Linked DNA regions of Homo sapiens: region 1 is linked to region 2. The links are chromatin loops, found by intact Hi-C in ENCODE. Cell type or tissue: PC-9. All regions are shown on one strand. Links, peaks and the distances in the headings refer to the core of each region. The heading gives the core; the rest is flanking DNA.

What was found. Hi-C counts contacts between places; a loop is a spot of excess contacts. Peaks named below come from ENCODE experiments on the same cell type or tissue, not always from the same donor. Only the 100,000 strongest peaks of a DNase experiment are listed, where the experiment ranks them.
Region 1: a loop joins it to region 2, with 7 times the contacts of the local background. A loop is called at or near these places in 6 of 110 quality-filtered maps.

What each region holds. Positions count from the first base shown.
Region 1 is chr19:46,207,001-46,216,390 of GRCh38, reverse strand. LOC93429 (a long non-coding RNA gene) reads right to left here and starts at 6,149. Exons shown (of 6, transcript NR_027003.1): 1 at 6,122-6,149; 2 at 4,713-4,782; 3 at 4,157-4,275; 4 at 3,381-3,601; 5 at 2,908-3,062; 6 at 1,553-2,594. It also overlaps a transcript of IGFL2 not described here. RefSeq lists an enhancer at 4,126-5,004 and a silencer at 4,825-5,119. In PC-9, for the core only: no CTCF peak of the experiment used is centred there; DNase peaks (open chromatin) are centred at 4,790, 5,030, 7,160 and 7,936; H3K4me3 peaks cover 2,738 bases; H3K27ac peaks cover 5,655 bases.
Region 2 is chr19:46,257,426-46,266,815 of GRCh38, reverse strand. It overlaps the pseudogene IGFL1P2. Among named protein-coding and RNA genes, the nearest start is that of IGFL1, 32 kb to the right of the region's middle. RefSeq lists enhancers at 1,210-1,504, 3,139-4,338, 5,675-6,174. In PC-9, for the core only: a CTCF peak has its summit at 1,382 (motif pointing right); DNase peaks (open chromatin) are centred at 1,425, 3,795 and 7,385; H3K27ac peaks cover 4,205 bases.

The DNA.
Region 1 (9,390 bases), core at 910-8,909, 51 kb after region 2:
CAAACACCCAGTTTAGAATAATTTCCTGAAAGTGTTTTCCCAAAGTCCATTATTTTGAAAATTGTTTGAGGAGAAATTACATTTCATTTTCTTCCTTTCTCTGACTCTTGCATCCTTCATTTTCCTTCTGCCTGTGTTAATCCCCCAGGACTGCCATAATCAAGGGCACCAGAGGGGTGGCTTGAACAGGAGAAATTCAGTTCCTCACAGTTCTGGAAGGCAGAAGCATGAGATCAAAGTGTTGGCAGGATGGTTTTTTCTGAGGGTCTATCCCTTGGTTTATCCATGGCCAATTCCTCCCTGTGTCTTCACATGGCCGCTGAGTGTGTGTCTGTGCCCTAATCTCCTCTTCTTATAAGGACACCAGTCAGCTTGGATTAGGTCCTGCTCATATGACCTTTTACTGTAATCACCTTTTCAAAGGCCTTATCTCCAAATACAGTTATATTCTGAGATACTGGGGTTAGGACCTCAACACATGAATTTAGGGGGAGACATAGGTCATCCCATATTAATGCCCAAACAAAATTTATTACTTCACATAGTCATGCCCCAAATGAAAATTAAACAACCCAAAATTAAATAGAATTTTTAAATTTCATCATTTCTTTATTACTATTTTATTTTTTTATTTTTTTGAGATGGAGTCTCGCTCTGTCACCCAGGCTGGAGTGCAGTGGCGTGATCTCGGCTCACTGCAAGCTCTGCCTCCTGGGTTCATGCCATTCTCCTGCCTCAGCCTCCCGAGTAGCTGGGACTACAGGCACCCGCCACCACGCTGGGCTAATTTTTTGTATTTTTAGTAGAGACGGGGTTTTGCCGTGTTAGCCAGGATGGTCTCGATGTCCTGACCTTGTGATCTGCCTGCCTCGGCCTCCCAAAGTTCTGGTATTACAGGCGTGAGCCACCGTGCCTGGCCGATTTCTTCTTTTTTTTTTTACTATTAATGTTATTTTTTATGAGAGACAGCACGCCAAGTATTGCTGTAAATATTAGGATTAATTCTACTGATGTACTTCATGATCATGTATATTTTATGAAGATTTATTAGATCAAAAATTACAAGACTTAAAGTTACCACTCTTGGATTAACTGTACATTTTTAGCACTGTTTTTATCTATTGGAATATTTTCATAGCTATAGTTAGTAAAATTCACCATAATCATTAATTAGAGCCATAATTACACTTTTATAATAAATATACATTTATACTTTAACCGATGGATAAAACATCAACCTAAATATCCAAAAGGAAATTTTTAATCAAGTGACTCCTAGGAGGGTGTCTGTTCTGACGGTGGCTATTCAGGAACAAAGAGCAAATCTGAAGAAAAGGCCTGGTTCCCACTCTGGCCACACCTGTTGCCACACTGATGGGATGTGCTGATCACAGCAAGATCACAGTCAGGATAAGTGTGGGGCCAGCAATGGCCTTTCTCAAGGCACTTTGTGCTGAGGACACGTGACAGCCTGTGTGGTGTGTGTGTGTGTGTGTGCGCGCACGCGTGTGTTTGCTTCTGTTTTTCTGTGGGTAAATACATGACCCAGTAATTTCTCAAAATAATTTTATTCTTACTACATAAGATCCACTCCATCACAGCTCTTTGTGTTCTGCTTTCTTGTTTATTGGATACCTCTTCAGGCCCTGGACGGCTCATGGAGGAGACAGGGACTCTCCCCAGGTCGAAGGCCCAAGGCCTGGATGATGGGGTGGGGCCCAGGATGGGTGCCAGGGGTCTGGAGGACATGAGTGGATGAAGGCCCTGGGCTTCAGCTTCCTCTTGGTGGAATGTGGGTGATGAGGTCCGACCATGCAGCGCTGCTGTGAGGACCGGATGAGAGGATCCCTGGGAGGTGGCCGGTGACTTGGTACCGTCACCTCAGTGACTGTTCTTCATCCTCATGGATGTTCAGAGAAGACTGGTTCATTCCCTCTGGTGGCCGTCTGTCCACCAGACAGGACCGATACATCCTCTGAAAATTTCATCACTTTAGGCAATAGCACTTTCATTCTTTTCCAGTTCATCTGATGCCATTTAAATCGACCTGGTGATTCTGGGAAGCCCGGGATTCCTGTCCCTTTGAGGAGACGCCAGGTGCCATCTGTGTGCATGCGTGGCATTTGGGCGGGAACCCAGAGCCCCGACTCTGGGCTTGTTGAACTCAGGTCCAAGGAGGGATTCACTACGTTGGTGTAAGGTGCGGTCTGTGTTTCAGATTCTTGTGCCAGATGAGGTGATGCTTTGATGTCAATACCTCGCGTTGGGGGAAGGTGGAGGATCTGGACCAGTGGTGTAGGAGGCCAGGATGGGGCGGGACCCAGACACATGAGGATTCCGGGTTTCAGAAGGACGGAGCTGAGCAAGGCCACTCGGCGCACGCGCGGTGCCTTGAGCGCCTACATCCAGATGTGCATCTTCCGTGGGGCCGTCCCGGGGCGGGGTCTGAGCTGGGAGACCTGCCTCTCTCCTGCTCTCCTAGAGTCACTTAAAACTTTTTAGTTTTCCGTTTAAATGACCAAATGAGATCATTTCATGGGGTGGTGGGGGGAGTGGAGGCAGGGAGAGTCACAAACAGAAAGCGGCCAAGACAGCTGTGGGAGAGGGAAGGGGAAGATGGGGTGAGTGGACAGCCACAGATACGACTGGCACTGACATTTAGAAGAAGATTGGGTGGAACCAGGGCTCGGTATGGCTTTGGGCAGTTCAGAAACTGAAACAGGGCTGTGGATGGGGCTGACCCGGGCGCTGTGGATGGGGAATTGCTGTGAGCAATTCACGCCTGGAGATTTGGCTGGGCATGGGAACAAGAATGAGGGAACAGGGAGTTTGGGGTGGGGAGCGAGCCCTGGTGGTGGCTGAGATGGGAGATGGGTTCGGTTGGGAATGGGGTCCTCCCCTCCTTACCCAGAACACGGCTTCGGGGAGCCATTGCTCTGGGGCGGCTGCAGCGGAGTGAGCTGGTGATCAGCCGATCTCAGCCACTCCTTGTATCCCATATTCCTAGAGGAGCTGGTGATGTCACGGCATGTCTGGCCCTCCTGCAGAGACAGGCTGGGTCGCTGGGCAGTAAAGGAGCCAGGCAGGGTATGTGTCATAGTAGATTTGATCTCAGACACTTTGAGAACCCAGGGAGAAGTGGTGCACCCTCCGCTTCTGTGTCCTACATGCCCCCTCTTTGGCAAACAGGAAGGTGCAGCATGCTCCTATAGTTACCGCCCTCCCCCACTCACACAGCCACACAGTGATTCCACAGGATCCCATTGAGCTATGACTTTCTCCACTTTCCTTGGTACATTGCTAACCCCTGACATCCTCTAATCAGGTCCTAACTTCACAACCCAAGCCCATGGCCCAGGATGCAGTAACTGCTCACTCACCTGCAGCTCATGGCATTCGGGTGGGAGAGACTGTGCGACTCAGGCACCTGACTTTCACAGGTTTGGAAGGTGGGAGTGGAGCTGGCGGGACCCCTGGGACTCACACTCCTCTGGGGGCTCTTCAACTCCTTCTCTGTTTCATTAATGGTCATTTATCCAGGAGAGGTCCACTTGGAAGCCCACATGTCCCAGGCTTTGTGTCAGACACTGGTGATGCAGTGCTGAGTAGAAAATGCAAAGTCAGTGTCTTCGTGACGTTCATGACAGTGAGAGGAGAGAGAGAGAGAGAGAGAGAGAAGGTAGGAGAATAAAACTCCTGATTTTGGTTATTGTCGTTCTTGTGTTTGGTGTCATTGTCACTGTGAAGTTCTGGTGGTGGAGAAATTCCACAGCCCTCCTGAGATTTTCAAGGACATTTTTCCTTAACGTGCTTTTTCAGAGGGTCGGGTGTGTGATTTCCCCACAGAAGAGCCATCTTGGGGTCAGGACGAAAAAACAGAGGGGAAGAAGCTGTCTTGGGTCAGTTCTGTGGGCCCCTCCCAGCTTCTGCAGGATTTCCTCAGTTTGTGAGTTCACAGGCCACACCTGGTATGGACAAGCCATTCTCCCCAGGGTTATTCCCAGCAGGGGATGTATGTGGTCAGATCTGTGTGTGTGGAAGATCCTGTATCTTTCTGGGGAGCATGGACAGGGGCTTCTCTCTGGAGGCAGGCGACAAGGGAAGAGGCTGCAGCAGAAATGATCTCATGATAAATACCAGAGTGCTCAGCACGCACCTTCCCCAGGGGAAGAGCAGACCCTGCTTCCAGCACCATCTCCCTGTCTTCTCCATTGGCCTCCATGCCTTGTTGCTGTGGGGTAGAGTGTTGTTTTCCAGGACACAGATTAGGACGTGCTGATAACATGGAAAACCATCAGTTGGGCATAAGCAATGTTATTTTTTAATTGAAAAAAAAAATGGATTAAGAAATGGGACAGTGTGCCCTAACCAGAATGCTGTGCTAGATTGTTTATGACACTCTTATTGGAACTGTGTGTATTCCACGTAATGGTAGAATATCATTCTATCATTCGATCATATTATACTATTGTACAATAGAAGTAGGGAAGCTGCTGACAGCAGGAAATGCCAAGTCCTCAGAGGTTTCACATTCCAGGAACCAAAATCTGCCAGCCTGGCCCGAGAACCTGGGTATCATTCAGGAGTGTCTGTGAACAGGGCCTGTCTTCCTTTCTCAGAGAGACCAGGCCTGGGGAGTTGGGAAGCCCATGGGTGAGAGGTCAGGAGACCTGGGTTCTTGCCTGGCCTGCGTCACTGACCAGCAGCAGTACCTCAGCCCGTGTCTTGCTTGGATCCAGGAAGCGGGGTGAGAGAACAGGCAGGGCTGGCAGATCTTGGCTTCTGGAATGTGAAACCCGGAATGTGAAACCCCGGAGGACGTTGGCATTTCCAGCTGTCAGCAGCTCCCCCACTGCTTGCCCTTTTATGCCAGGAAAAAATAGAAGGAATCTCCCTCCTGGCAGATTTGGAGTGGCCTTTCCATCTGCCCTCAGGGAAGCCCTGCTAGGAAACAGGCAGGAATGAGGTGGAATTTCAGGTGTGCAGGTATGTCAGGTATGTAGAAGGAAGGCCGGGTTTCCCCAGGCCAGAGGCCTGTCCGCTGCTGGCTGACAAGGAGGAGTCTGTGTGAGTCATTTTCTCCAAACACTATGTTGGGATTTCAGAAGCTCCCTGCAAGGTGGCTTCTGTTGACCAAAGCCTAATCCCTGCTCTGGCAGGATCCTTCGTATGATGCAGACCAGTGAATTAAGAGCCTCCATGTCATAGGAGAGGCTGGAGGAGAGGCCCCAGGGTTTGCCAACCAGGAATGAAGCTAGAACAATCTGCTGAGCTGAGACTCAAGATTCAGGTGCCATTTCTGTGTCTGGAACAGCCTTTCAGCCATTCAGAGCTATTGCTTGGATGTGAGATGTTACTGTGGATACACCCAGAGACACAATGACTGTGCTACCAGAGATTCAAATGTATCCAGAACCCCACCTGCAAGGCCCTCTGGGAAGGAAAGTGTGAAGCTTCCAGCCTCTGCAGACCAGAAAGTCCTGAAGAAGTTGGCTGGATGCCAAGTGTCCACCTCCACATCATGCACACCCTCTGTGATGGTTAGTACTGAGTGTCAACTTGATTGGATTGAAGGATGCAAAGTATTGATCCTGGGTGTGTCTGTAGGGGTGTTGCCAAAGGAGATTAACTTTTGCATTAGTGGGCTGGGAAAGGCAGACCCACCCTTAACGTGGGTGGACACTGTCTAATCAGCTGCCAGCAGAGCCAGAATATAAAGCAGGAAGAAAAACGTGAAAAGGCTAGACTGGCTTAGCTTCCAGCCTACGTCTTTCTCCCGTGCTGGATGCTTCCTTCCCTCGAACATCAGACTCCACGTTCTTCAGCTTTGGGACATGGACTGGCTTCCTTGCTCCTCAGCTTGCAGATGGCCTATTGTGGGACCTTGTGATTGTGTGAGTTAATACTACTTAATAAACTCATATATATATATAAATTGTGTCCCTCTAAAGAACCCTATTAATTGTGTCCCTCTAGAGAACCCTGATTAATACACCTTCCCTGGCTCTCACTGCCCTCGACTTAGCACAGTTCCTTGGAAGAACCACAATGTCTCTCTGGCTTCTGCCTCCAATTCTCCCATCCCTCTTCATTTTTCATTTTTCCCTTAAATGTCACCCACCTTCTGGAATCTTCTTGAACACCAAGGCTGAGGTCAGTCACCTGTCACCTCCCGATAGCACCGTGGATGTTATCTGCCACGCTCTTACCATGTTTCTTTGTGGCTTTTCTGTTAAGGCAGACACTTGAGAATTAGTTCCTGCTAAGGTTTCTGATCATCAACAAGAAGGGAACAAGTCCTTCCAGTGACCAAACTGATAAAGGGCTTTATTTTTAGCTGAACCAGAGCAGAATATTTACCACCAGATGTCTGGATGTTTCTTTCCGCTCCCCCCCTGCAGCCCCCACAATTAAGTATATGCGTTTACTTAAGTTTTCATGTGTATGTGTGTGTTTTCAAGTGTGCAATTCAATGGCATTTCACAATGTTTGGCAATCATCTGTGATATTTTGAGCAAAAAAATCCACAGTCATTACTGGACTCTCAAATACATTATGGCCCAGGATAGTTAAGACCAAAGGACCAGTGGAAGGTTTTCCTTCTTCTTCTTTGCAGGAATTTAATCCCTTCCTGTGTGAATGTGTTTGTTCTGAGGAGAGGGGAGAGGTTTCCTCTGAAATAAGTCATTTGGGATCAAAGTTGAAGAAGCCACTCCCCTGAGGGAAGCTGACATATTCTTGACAATTTTTGCTTTCGCTTTTTGTGTGTGTGTGTGACTGTGTGTAACCCAGTAATAATGTCACACCTATTTTTCTTAGTAGTTGCAGTGAAAGGATTAATAAACTTAGGAATCTAGAAGGCTCTTCTGAGTACCAGCCATCCCTACCCTCTTCTAGCAGGATGCTGATGCTGTTGACAGCCTGGGCTCCTGCAGCCCTGGACATGGTGTGTCCTATGTTGGGAGGGCTAAGGGGACAAAAGGTGGGCTGTGGAGAAGAGCCTTAGTTCTTCCCCAGTGCATCTGACCCCATAGGGCACAGCTGAGAAGCAGCTCCATGCGGAAGCCCTGGAAGGGAGAGAGCTTTAAAGACCTTCAGGCAACAATTCTCACCAAGTCACCATGACAGGACAGACAGGTTGAGTGAGACACACCCTGAACACAGGGCTTTCATCATGCTTTCACTTTTCTTTCATTCATTTAGCACACACTATGCACTTACTCTGTGTCAGTGGATGCTGGGGACACGACTGTGACTTAGCTCCAGGCCCTGCTTTTCTGGGTCTTATAGTCTGGGGAGGACACAGACCCCTCCAAAAACGGTGATGACCCAGGGTGAGCAAGGCTGGGAGCAGCGCCCAGGGCACCAGGAATGGCTTCCTGGAGGAGGGCACCAGAAGACAAGCATTGGATGGCTCTGGCTTTCCCGCCTCTCTTCTTGCCCACAGTTCCCAGAATCACTGTAGAATACAGTAGAAATGTGTATTAGTCCATTTTCACACTGCTAAAAAAAACTACCTGAGACTGGGTAATTTATAAAGGAAAGAGGTTTAATTGACTCATAGTTCTGCACGCCAAGGTGGCCTCAGGAAATGTACAATCATGCTGGAGGGTGAAGGAAAAGCAAGGCACGCCTTCCATGGTGGCAGGAGAGAAAGAGAGCGAGCCGGGAACTTCTACACACTTTTAAACCATCAGATCTCCTGAGAACTCCCCCACTATCAGGAGAACAGCATGGAAAAAACTGCCCCCATGATCCAATCACCTACCAGATCCTTCCCCTGACACATGGGGATTACAATGTGAGATGAGATTTGTGTGGCAAGACAGAGCCAAATTATATAAGAATGCACCATCCTGAGTAAGGAGGAACTGCCTGAAAGTGCCCAAGCTTGGTTTCTATTCCTCCGAGAGAATGCAACACCTTGAGCTAAAGAGAAACTGCCCAGGACAGCCCTGGCCTCATTCCCATCCCTCCTAGAGGGGGTGTCCTGCCACACTAGCCCAGGGCGTGTCCACCACATCTAAAACCCAGAGCTCACTGCTGAGTCCTCAGCTGTGGTGCAAGTGGGGCAGGCATGGGAGACTCTATCTGCCCTGGGCAGTGCTCCTGAGCCCCGGGAGACCAGTTTGAATGTCCTTCTGCTGCCAAGACAGAAAGCACATGGTATGCCCAGATGTGCACTGGATGTGACTGAGGAAGGGCTGGGAAGCTGACAATATCCAAAAATTGAATGTTCTTGTCGTACAGAGAGATGAACAGTCATGCAGCCTAGGCTTCCGCTGTCCCTCGCTGCCTGTCTGTAAGTAATTAACCTGCTTTGTCGAACTGGCTGTGGCTGTGGGTGTTCTGTTCACCACGCTCAGTGTAGTCAGAGTGCAGCCCAAGATGCGGTGGCTGAAGTGTTCAGACCCCTATTCCGGGTGGTTAGCGCAGTGGTGACCTTTGCCATCCTCCCTGCAGTGGGAGTCCTCCCTTGGGATTGGTAACTCACAAATGCTGCCAATTTGGCAGAGCAAAGAGAGTCCAATCTGATGAACCCATGGCTTACTGGGTGTGCTATAACATGAAAATGTTTGTTCTTTGACTCTTGTTCCTACCATGAAGCTAAACTTGGAATTTCCTGAGTGATAGGAATGTCTTTTGTTCTTCCAGATGAGACTCTTTCAGATCACACCAGCTGAGTTCATGCTAAAAATGTGATTTAGGGGCCAGGTGCGGTGGCTCACACCTGTAATCCCAACACTTTGGGAGGCCGAGGCGGGTGGATCATCTGAGGTCAGGAGTTTGAGAACAGCCTGGCCAACATGACGAAACCCCGTCTCTACGAAAAATACAAAAATTAGCTGGGCATGCTGGTGGGCGCTTGTAATCCCAGCTACTCGGGAGGCTGAAGCAGAAGAATTGCTTGAACCTGGGAGGCGGAGGTTGCAGTGAGCTGAGATCATGCCACTGCACTTCAGCCTGGGTGACAGAGTGAGACTCCCTCTCAAAAAAAAAAAATGTGAATTAGGGAAGGGTCCCCAGGTAGCCTCAGTATCATGCCAGTCATCACAAAGACCAAAAGATTTGAGGATTAGAGGGTAGAAACTTTCAGTATCACCCACCAACTTCCAAGAAAAGTGGCAATGGCGAGGAGATAAGGACCAAACTTTATAAAAACTCTTGAAAAACTAGAGTTGAACTTCCCAGTTGCTGAACATGTGGAGGTGCTGAGAGGATGGGGTGTCCAGGAAGGCCAGGGAAGCTCCCACCATCCCCATCGCTTCCCCTGTCCACCTCCCCTTATGAGCCTTGGTGAGAACTGTTCTTCTCAGTGTACTCAAGCTACAGACAGGTCTTAAGCAGGGGATAGAAGTGATCAGATTGTGATTCAGGAAAATCCGTGTG
Region 2 (9,390 bases), core at 658-8,657:
TTCTCTACTAAAAATACAAAAATTAGCTGGGTGTGGTGGTGCACGCCTGTAGTTCCAGCTACTTGGGAGGCTGAGGCAGGAGAATTGCTTGAACCCTGGAGGTGGAGGTTGCAGTGGGTCGAGATCACGCCACTGCAGTCCAGCCTGGGCAACAGAGCTAGACTCCGTCTCAAAAAAACCCCCCAAAAAACAAAAAACAAAAAACAAACCCAGTTAGAAGGACAGATAGGGCTATAGTCTGGGAGAAAATATTTGCAAAGCACATACCTGACAAAGGACAATTATCTAGAAAATGTAAAGAACTGTGAAAACTCAATAGTGAAAAAAAAATCCATTAAAAAAATGGGCAAAAGACCTGAAGAGGATCTGGCATGGTGGCTCATACCTGTCATCTCAGCAGTTTGTGGAACCAAGGTGGGAGGATTGCTTGAGCCCAGGAGTTCGAGACCAGCCTGGGCAACATAGTGAGACCTTGTCTCTATGAAAAAATCAAATGAAAATAAAAACTTTTTAAAGACATGAAGAGACATCTCAATGAGGAAGAGATACAGATGACATGTAAGCAGATAAAAAGATGTTCAACATCATTAGCCATTAGGGAAACGCAAATTAAATTAAAATGGCTAAAAATTTTGAAAACCGCAACGCCATTGAAAGCTGGCAAGGGTGGAGATAAATTGGATCATTTATACATTGCTCTGAAAAACAGTTTGGCAGTTTCTTAAAAAAAAAAAACTCAACATCCAGGTTGGGCGCAATGGCTCATGCCTATAATCCCAGCATTTTGAGAGGCTGAGGTGGGAGGATTGCTTGAGCCTGGAGTTGGAGACTAGCTTGCACAACATAGTGAGACCCCCATCTCTATGAAAAAGAAAAGAAAAGAAAAAAATTAGGCAGGCGCGGGGGTGCGGGCCTATAGTTCTAGCTACTTGGGGGGGTGAGGCAAGAGGATCATTTGAGCCCAGAAGATTGAGGCTGCAGTGAGCTGAGATCACACCACTGCACTCCAGCCTGGGCGACAGAGCAAGACCGAGAGTCACAGATGGCCTGTTCATTCCCTGCCTGTCTGGGGATGGGACCAAAGGCATATTATTTGGGACAGGTAAAAATCCTGTCAGTATATATGCTCATGTACAAGGACGATTAGCAGAAAAAGTAGTTGGAATCCCCTCGTGTCAAGGACAGGGAGAGAAATAGGAAGAACTTCATTGTTTTGTTTTGTTTTAAATAGAGACGGGCTTTCACCATGTTGCCCAGGCTGGTCTCAAACTCCTGGGCTCGAGCGATCGCTGGGTCTTCCAAAGGTCTGGGATTACAGGTGTGAGCCACCCTGCTGGGCTGAAATAGGAACTTAAAAAATGAATATGCCCCCCTCCACCACATGGGGGAGCCATAACCACGTTAATAACTCAGAAGCAGGCCCCACAAGTGAGTCAAATCAGCTCTGATGTCCCTCCAGGCTGAGGATGTAATTTAGAGGCATTTAGAAAATTCAGCTGAAACTCATACAGTTGCCTAAATGAACAGGTTTCCGAAGGATTTTCTTTCTCCAGTGTGGTTTGCCTAATTTTGTGGCCTCAGACAGCTGCTAACATTGTCCAAGTTTGGAGGTCCCAAATTTTCTGGCATCTTCAAAAAGATGCCACCTGCCCCCTTCACACTGCCTGGGTCAAAATATTGTGTTTTGCTTTTTGTTTTGAGATGGGGACTTGCTATGTTGGCTAGGCCGGTTTCAAACTCCTGGCCTCAAGTGATCCTCCTGCCTTGGCCTCCAGGCTGGAGTGCAGTGATGCAATCTCAGCTCACTGCAACCTCTGTCCCTCCGGTTCAAGAGATTCTCCTGCCTCAGGCTCCTGAGTAGCTGGGATTACAGGCACCGGCCACCATGTCCAGCTAATTTTTGTATTTTTTTTTAGTAGAGACCAGGTTTCACCATGTTGGCCAGGCTGGCCTCAAACTCTTGACCTCAAGTGAACTGCCCGAATGGGCCTCCCAAAGTGCTGGGATTACAGGCGTGAGTCACCGTGCCAGGCTTTGTTTCCCACCTTCTAAAATCCCATACAGGGTTAGATTATATGTGGGAACTGGCCATGGGACCAGTCCCTGGTGGGCACCACCCCTTATAACAGAGAAAGTTCCTAGTAGGTGTAGCTAACTGATTAACCTTTAACCTCTGCATTCCAATTTATTGGAGCTCCCATACAGATATGTGACTTTGCACTAGAGGATCTGAGATATATATGTGTGTGTGTATACATATATGTTGAGATGGAGTCTCACTCTGTCTCTGTCGCCCAGGCTGGAGTGCAGTGGTGCCATCACGGCTCACTGCAAACTCCACCTCCTGGGTTCAAGCAATTCTCCTGCCTCAGCCTCCCAAGTAGCTGGGATTACAGGTGTACACCACCACGCCTGGCTAAATTTCGTGTTTTTAGTAGAGATGGGGTTTCACTGCATTGGCTGGGCTGGTCTCGAACTCCTGACCTCAGGTGATCCACCCACCTTGGCCTCCCAAAGTGCTAGGATTACAGACGTGAGCCACTGCGCCCGGCCGAATCTGAATGATATCAATTGAGGTATTGGAAAGCACTAGAAAATTCTATGAGGTATCACCTGTTCTATGAGGACCCCAACTAAAGCAATAGTGTTACTCTCAGCGCTTCTGTAAGGGACACTGCAATATTGATGCGCCTGTGTTTTCTCACAGAATTACCCCATTAACCAGGGCAATCTAGTGGAGTTAGGACGAGGATTGTGTCGTAATTCGAGAGAGCTGGGAAGATGGTCCTTGGGCTCCCTGGATCAAAATATTATAGAGTTTTATTTTTCCAGAAGAATCAACCAATGCAGGCAGAGCAAGCAGCCCTGGAGTTGGGCATTAAACCATCAAGGATGTGGCAACTTAATAGCACGAGGCAGTGACAGCTGAGCATCGAGGATGGGGTCTCCAGCCCTGTGTGGCAGAGCTGCTCCCTCCTGCCTGGCATTGTGGATCCTGAAAGTCCTCAACTTGCTCCTCCACAATTGTCAGGGGAGATGGGTTCCTGGCCGGTCCTTTGTTTCTGGCTTCCAGAACAGCCAATTGCAGAGATAGTTTCCTACCTCTAGGAATGGTGTCTGCTCTGATTCTGTAAGAAAATTCCAGGAGCAGGGCCGGGCATGGTGGCTCACACCTGTAATCACTTTGAGAGGCTGAGGGGGTTTGGATCACTTGAGGTCAGGAGCTCAAGACCAGCCTGGCCAACATGGTGAAACCCCGCCTCTACTAAAAATACAAAAATTAGCTGGGTGTGGTGGTGCACACTTGTAAACCCAGGTACTCGGGAGGCCAAGGCACGAGGATCCTGGGAGGAAGGGGTTACAGTGAGCTGAGATCACGCCACTGCACTCCAGCCTGGACGACAGTGACACTCTGTCTCAAAAAAAAAAAAATTTAAAATTAAAATTAAAAAAAAGAGAAAATTTTAGGATAAGGTGCTATGGAGAAACCTCAGAAAAACAGCCAAAGGTGACAGAATTCTTGAATAAAAATGGGTCATAGGGATTTGTATCAAAATAAGTTGACGGTGTTTCCAGTTTGTTGAGCAGAGCAGCCACGTGAGGGTTTTGGGTTCCTGCTCTCCTCCTCCCATCCTCCCCCTCCAAACGCTCTGCTTCATGAAGTGGGGTTAACCAGGGTAGGGATGTGGTCTGACCACTGTGAAAATCAATATTATTTAAAAGCCACTTGAACCATAACAGCACTTTAAGTGATATGACTGTGATCTGAGTCACATATGATTACAACTTCCGTTTCTCACATTACAGGTCAACTCACTTTCTTCTTCTTTTTCTTTTGTTGTTGTTGTTTGCTTTTGAGATGGAGTCTCGTTCTGTCACCCAGGCTGGAGTGCAGTGGTGTGTTCTCAGCTCACAGTAACCTCCACATCCCGGATTCAAGCAATTCTCCTGCCTCAGTAGCTACCCAGATCTCGAGTAGCTGGGATCACACCTGGCTAATTTTTGTATTTTTAGTGGAGACGGGGTTTCACCATGTTGGCCAGGCTGGTCTTGAACTCCTGACCTCAAGTGATCCACCCGCCTCGGCCTCCCAAAGTGTTGGGATTACAGGTGTGAGCCACTGCGCCCAGACTAATTCATGTTCTTATTTTTCTTGTTCTGTATAATGACTAGGGAGAGTTAAATCACTTTGGGGCAAAAATCACTGCCTTCTGGTGTTTGTTTGTTTTTAGACACAGTCTGGCTCTGTCACCCAAGCTGGCAGGTAGTGGCGCGATCTCAGCTCGACTCTGCCTCCCGGGTTCAAGTCATCCTCTTACCTCAGCCTCCTGAGTAGTTGGGACTACAGGTGTGTGCGACTGTGCCCAGTTCATTTTTGTATGTTTTGGTAGAGGTGGAGTTTTGCCACGTTGCCCAGGCTGGTCTTGAGCTCCTATATATAAAATGTCATATATATATGACACATATATATGACATTTTATATATGTATATCATATATATATCATATATATAATATGTATATCTCATATATGTCATATATGTATATATATGACAAAGACAGAGGAGTCTAAGTAAATGTATGTACTTCTTCAGAGACAGGGTCTTACTCGGTTGCCCAGATAGGAGTGCCGTCTACTCCACTTCCACCCCCAGGGCCGGGCAGGTGACGCTTTGGCCTCTACCTGGGAGACACTAGAGCTCACACTGTGGGCACCTCTGGAGCTGACTGGGGAGATTTTCCTGAATCCTCGGCTCCCGCTGGGTCTGGACACCCTGTGGCTCCCTTGTCACAGGATGGCCTCACACCTCTTCTGCTGTCCTGGGCCCTCGCACTGATTCACGTCTAGAAGGGGACCAGGTCATACAGCAACCTTCGGTGCATGTCTCAGCTCTAGACTCACAGGGTCAGCTGTAAGACTGTGGCTGTGTGAGTGTGGGAGGGTGAGGACAACCCCAGGAGTGTCCTGCAATTTCCTATTTGCCAAAGAAGCCTCCATTCTGGAGGAGAGAGGGACCGAGGGTGGAGGGAGCATCGGTCCTCTCCTGGCTCTCAAAGGATCTGGCATCAAATCCACCATGACACATACCCTGTCTGGGACCTGTCTCGATCCAGGGCCCAGCATGTCTCTGCAGGAAGGCAGGGCATCCCACGGTATCACCAGCTCCTCTAGGAGTATAGGAGCCAAGGAGCTGCTGAGACCTGCTGATCACCCACTCACTCCCCTCCAGCCACCCCGGAGCCATGGCTCCCGAGGCCATGTCCTGGGTAAGGAGGACAGGACCCCATTCCCACCCGAGCCCATCTCCCATCTCAGCCACCACCGAGGCTCACTCCCCACCCCAAACTACACCTCATCCCTGTCCCCATGCCCGGCCTCCTCCTCAGACATGGCTCCATCACAGCAATTCCCCATCCATAGCCCCCGGGCCAGCCCCATCCACAGCCATTTCAGTCCCCAAACTACTCCCCAAAGTCTTGCCTAGCGCTAGTTCCAATCCCAGCCCCATCTTTTTCTAAATGTTGGTGCCAGTCACACCCATAGCACAACACCAGTCTCAGCGCAGCCCCTTCCCTCCCTGACCCCAGCTGAGCCCCAGCTCTGAGCTCCTCCAAAACCAGGAAACAACCACATTGCCCTGAACCCTAGGCCCATTTCTTCCGAGAGTCCTGCCTGCACCCCTTGACCACAGAGAGATTGAGGGTGGAGGGAGCATCGGTCCTCTCCTGGCTCTCAAAGGACCTGGCATCAAATCCACCACGACACATCCCCTGTCTGGGACCTCTCTCACCCCAGGGCCCAGCGTGTGTCTGCAGGAAGGCAGGGCAAGGTCAGCTTCTAGCCCTTCCCTGAGTCTCAGTCAGGGCAGAAACTCCCTCGGAGCCCCCCTTCCCCAAGCTGGGCTTCCAAGGATCGCCTGTGGTTTCCCGATCACCCCCTCTTCCCCTTCCCTCTCCCACAGCAGTCTTGGCCTCTCTCTGCATCCTCAGGCTCCTCTGCTCACACGGAGCCCCAGGTGAGCCCAGGAGGGACTGGGAAACTGGGGGATGAGTGTGGCCCCCAGGGGACCCCCGGCTGGGACCCATCTACCAACCATCTGACCTCACCAGCTCTGTCTCCTCCAGTGGCCCCATAAGTGCTTACCTCATGCTCTGCCAGCGGCATTTGGGAAGTGGGGACAAGCTCTACGACCCCTTGCGGCACTGTTGCTATGACAGTGCTGTCGTGCCCTTGGGCAGGACCCAGAAGTGTGGAAACTGCACCTTCAGTGTCGCTTCGAGCAGTGCTGCCCCGGTCCCTCAGCTCCCAGGCGTCCCTCATGGTGAAGACGAAAGGCCAGAAGTGCTCCTCAGCCCTGACCTCGGGTGACAGGCTTTCTCGTAGGTGAGATCCGGTCCTCTCCATGGCATTGTGGGTGCAGGGGAGCGGGGCGCTGCATACTTGTTCTGCACTGGGTGGAGTCCCCATTCTCCGTGTCTGTCTGTCTCTGCCCTCCCACCTCTAGGTAGTGTCATCTTCATTTATAATGGCGTTGTTTCAAATTTTAATAATAGACAAAAAAGGCCGGGCGCGGTAGCTCACGCCTGTAATCCCAGCACTTTGGAAGGCTGAGGCGGGCGGATCACGAGGTCAGGAGATCGAGACCGTCCTGGCTAACACGGTGAAACCCCGTCTCTACTAAAAATACAAAAAATTAGCCGGGCTTGATTGCAGCCGCCTGTAGTCCCAGCTACTCGGGAGGCTGAGGCAGGAGAATGGCCTGAACCCAGGAGGCGGAGCTTGCAGTGAGCCGAGATCTCGCCAATGCACTCCAGCCTGGGCGACAGAGCGAGACTCCGTCTCAAAATAATAATAATAATAAGAGACAAAAAAATCTTCTCTCCCTATTACACTCTATCAAGTTTTACTTGACAATATTTGTGCAGTTAGCTTTAACATCTCCAAAGTAATTTTCTAAAGCTTCCTCCTGAAAAATAGCAAAATTTAGAAGTGCAGATTGAGATGAAAATTTTTTGTAAATATTGTTTGGCTTTGGGAACAATGACCAAAATGTTTAATACTTCCCGTCCCAGAGGTTTATTTACTTTTTTTTTTTTTTTTGCCTCTATTCAATCCACCTCTCCTTTTCCCTCCACTTGTTTCTCTTCCTCCATCTGTTTTGATTTCCCTCTCAGAACCTCGCTCTTTCAGCATCGTTGTCACGAGGCAGTGGCAGCTGAGCACCGAGGGCGGGGTCTCCAGCCCGTGCGGCAGAGCTGCTCACTCCTGCCTGGCAGGAGTCCATCAACAGATAAAGCTAATAATGGCAAACTGATATATGAGAAAGGTGACATTATACATTAGAAGAAAAGGGATGAAACTAGTCAACAAGTAATTTTAGATTCAATAGGCCACATAAGGATGCAGAATTTACTTTTTTTCTGGTGACTCAAAGCCAACAAGAATGAAGAAGTGGCCAGGTGGCCGGGCACGGTGACTCACGCCTGTGATCCCAGCACTTTGGGAGGCCGAGGCGGGCGGATCACGAGGTCAGGAGATCGTGACCATCCTGGCTAACACGGTGAAACCCCGTCTCTACTAAAAAATACAAAAAATTAGCCAGGCGTGGTGCGGGTGCCTGTAGTCCCAGCTACTCGGGAGGCTGAGGCAGGAGAACGGTGTGAACCTGGGAGGTGGAGCTTGTAGTGTGCGAGATCGCGCCACTGCATTCCAGCCTGGGCGACAGAGGGACACTCCGTCTCAAAAAAAAAAAAAAAAAAAAAAGTGGCCAGGTGCAGTGGCTCACGCCCGTAATACCAGAACTTTGGGAGGCTGAGGCAGGCAGATCAGCTGAGCTCAGGAGTTTGAAACCAGCCTGGGCAACATAGTGAAACCCTATCTCTACAAAAACTACAAAAATTAGCAGGGCATGATGTGAGCCTGTAATCCCAGCTCTGGGGAGACTGAGGCCCAAGAATCGCTTCAGCCTGGAGTTGGAGGTTTCAGTGAGCCAAGATCCCACCATTACACTCCAGCCTGGGTGCCACCCTGCCTGGCCCAGGTTTATTTACTTTTTAAAATTAGATCTAGTTTTATGTTCTTAAGTATCACTTTATGGTTTCCTTACCACAAATCTTACATATTTCTTGATACAATTAATTCCTGTGTAACATAACCTTTTGCAATACTCTACTTTTTTACATTTCAATTCCCCTGGTTATTGCTAGTATAACATTATCTGTTGATGTATGTACATTTAATTTATATTCAGTCAAAATATTAAATATTCCTAATCCATTTATCTTCTTTTAAGGCAAATCTTTTGGGTTTTCTGGATATACAAACATATTGTCTAAAAATAATAATATCTTTTCTTCCAGTGCTCATTTCTTTTCTTTTCCTTTTTTTTTTTTTGAGGTGGAGTTTTGCTCTTGTCACCCAGGCTGGAGTGCAATGGTACAATCTCGGCTCACTGCAACTTCTGCCTTTCAGGTTCAAGAGACTCGCCTTTCTCAGCCTCCCGAGTAGCTGGGATTACAGGGATCCACCACCATGCCTAGCTAATTTTTGCATTTTTAGTAGAGATGGGGTTTTGCCATGTTGGCCAGGCTGGTCTTGAACTCCTGACCTCAGGTAATCTGCCCACCTCAGCCTTCCAAAGTGCTGGGATTACAGGCGTGAGCCACCACACCCGGCTCTAACTCATTTCTACATGTTACTGTATTGCGATAGTTAGCAACACCAAAGTAATACTGAATAATAGAGATTGAAGAAGACATATCTGTCTTATGTGGATATTAAGGAGAATAATATGATGATTTCTGGTGGTTTATAATAAACATCTTCAAATGTATAAAGGTTTTAAAAATCCTATTTTACTTAGTCATACTTTCATATTAGAAATTTCTGCTGAAGGTATTTCATCAAATTCTTTATTCATAATTATATATGTATAAAATCATATGACTTTCCTCCTTTAATTAGTTTGGTTAATTAAGTTAGTAGCCATTTGCTGAGAAAGTACGGTGTGCCTGCTGCTATTTGGGATCTGAGGACCCAGCACTGAACCAAGATGTTAATTCCATCATCTCAAATTCTATTGGTCATTTCAAAAATTAAAAAGATAAAAGGCCAGGCATGGTGGCCCATACCTGCAATCTCAGGATTTGGGGAGGCCAAGATGGGAGGATTGTTTGAGGCCAGGAGTTTGACACCAGCCTGGGAAACAGAGTGAGACCCCATCTCTACAAAAAATTAAAAAGTTAGCTAGGTGTGGTGGCACCTGCCTAGGTACTCAGGAGGCTGAGGCAGGAGGATCACCTAAGCCCAAGCATGGAGGCTGCAGCAAGCCATGATTGTACCATTGCACTCCAGCCTTGGTGATGGAGTGAGCTTCTAGCTCAAAAAAGAA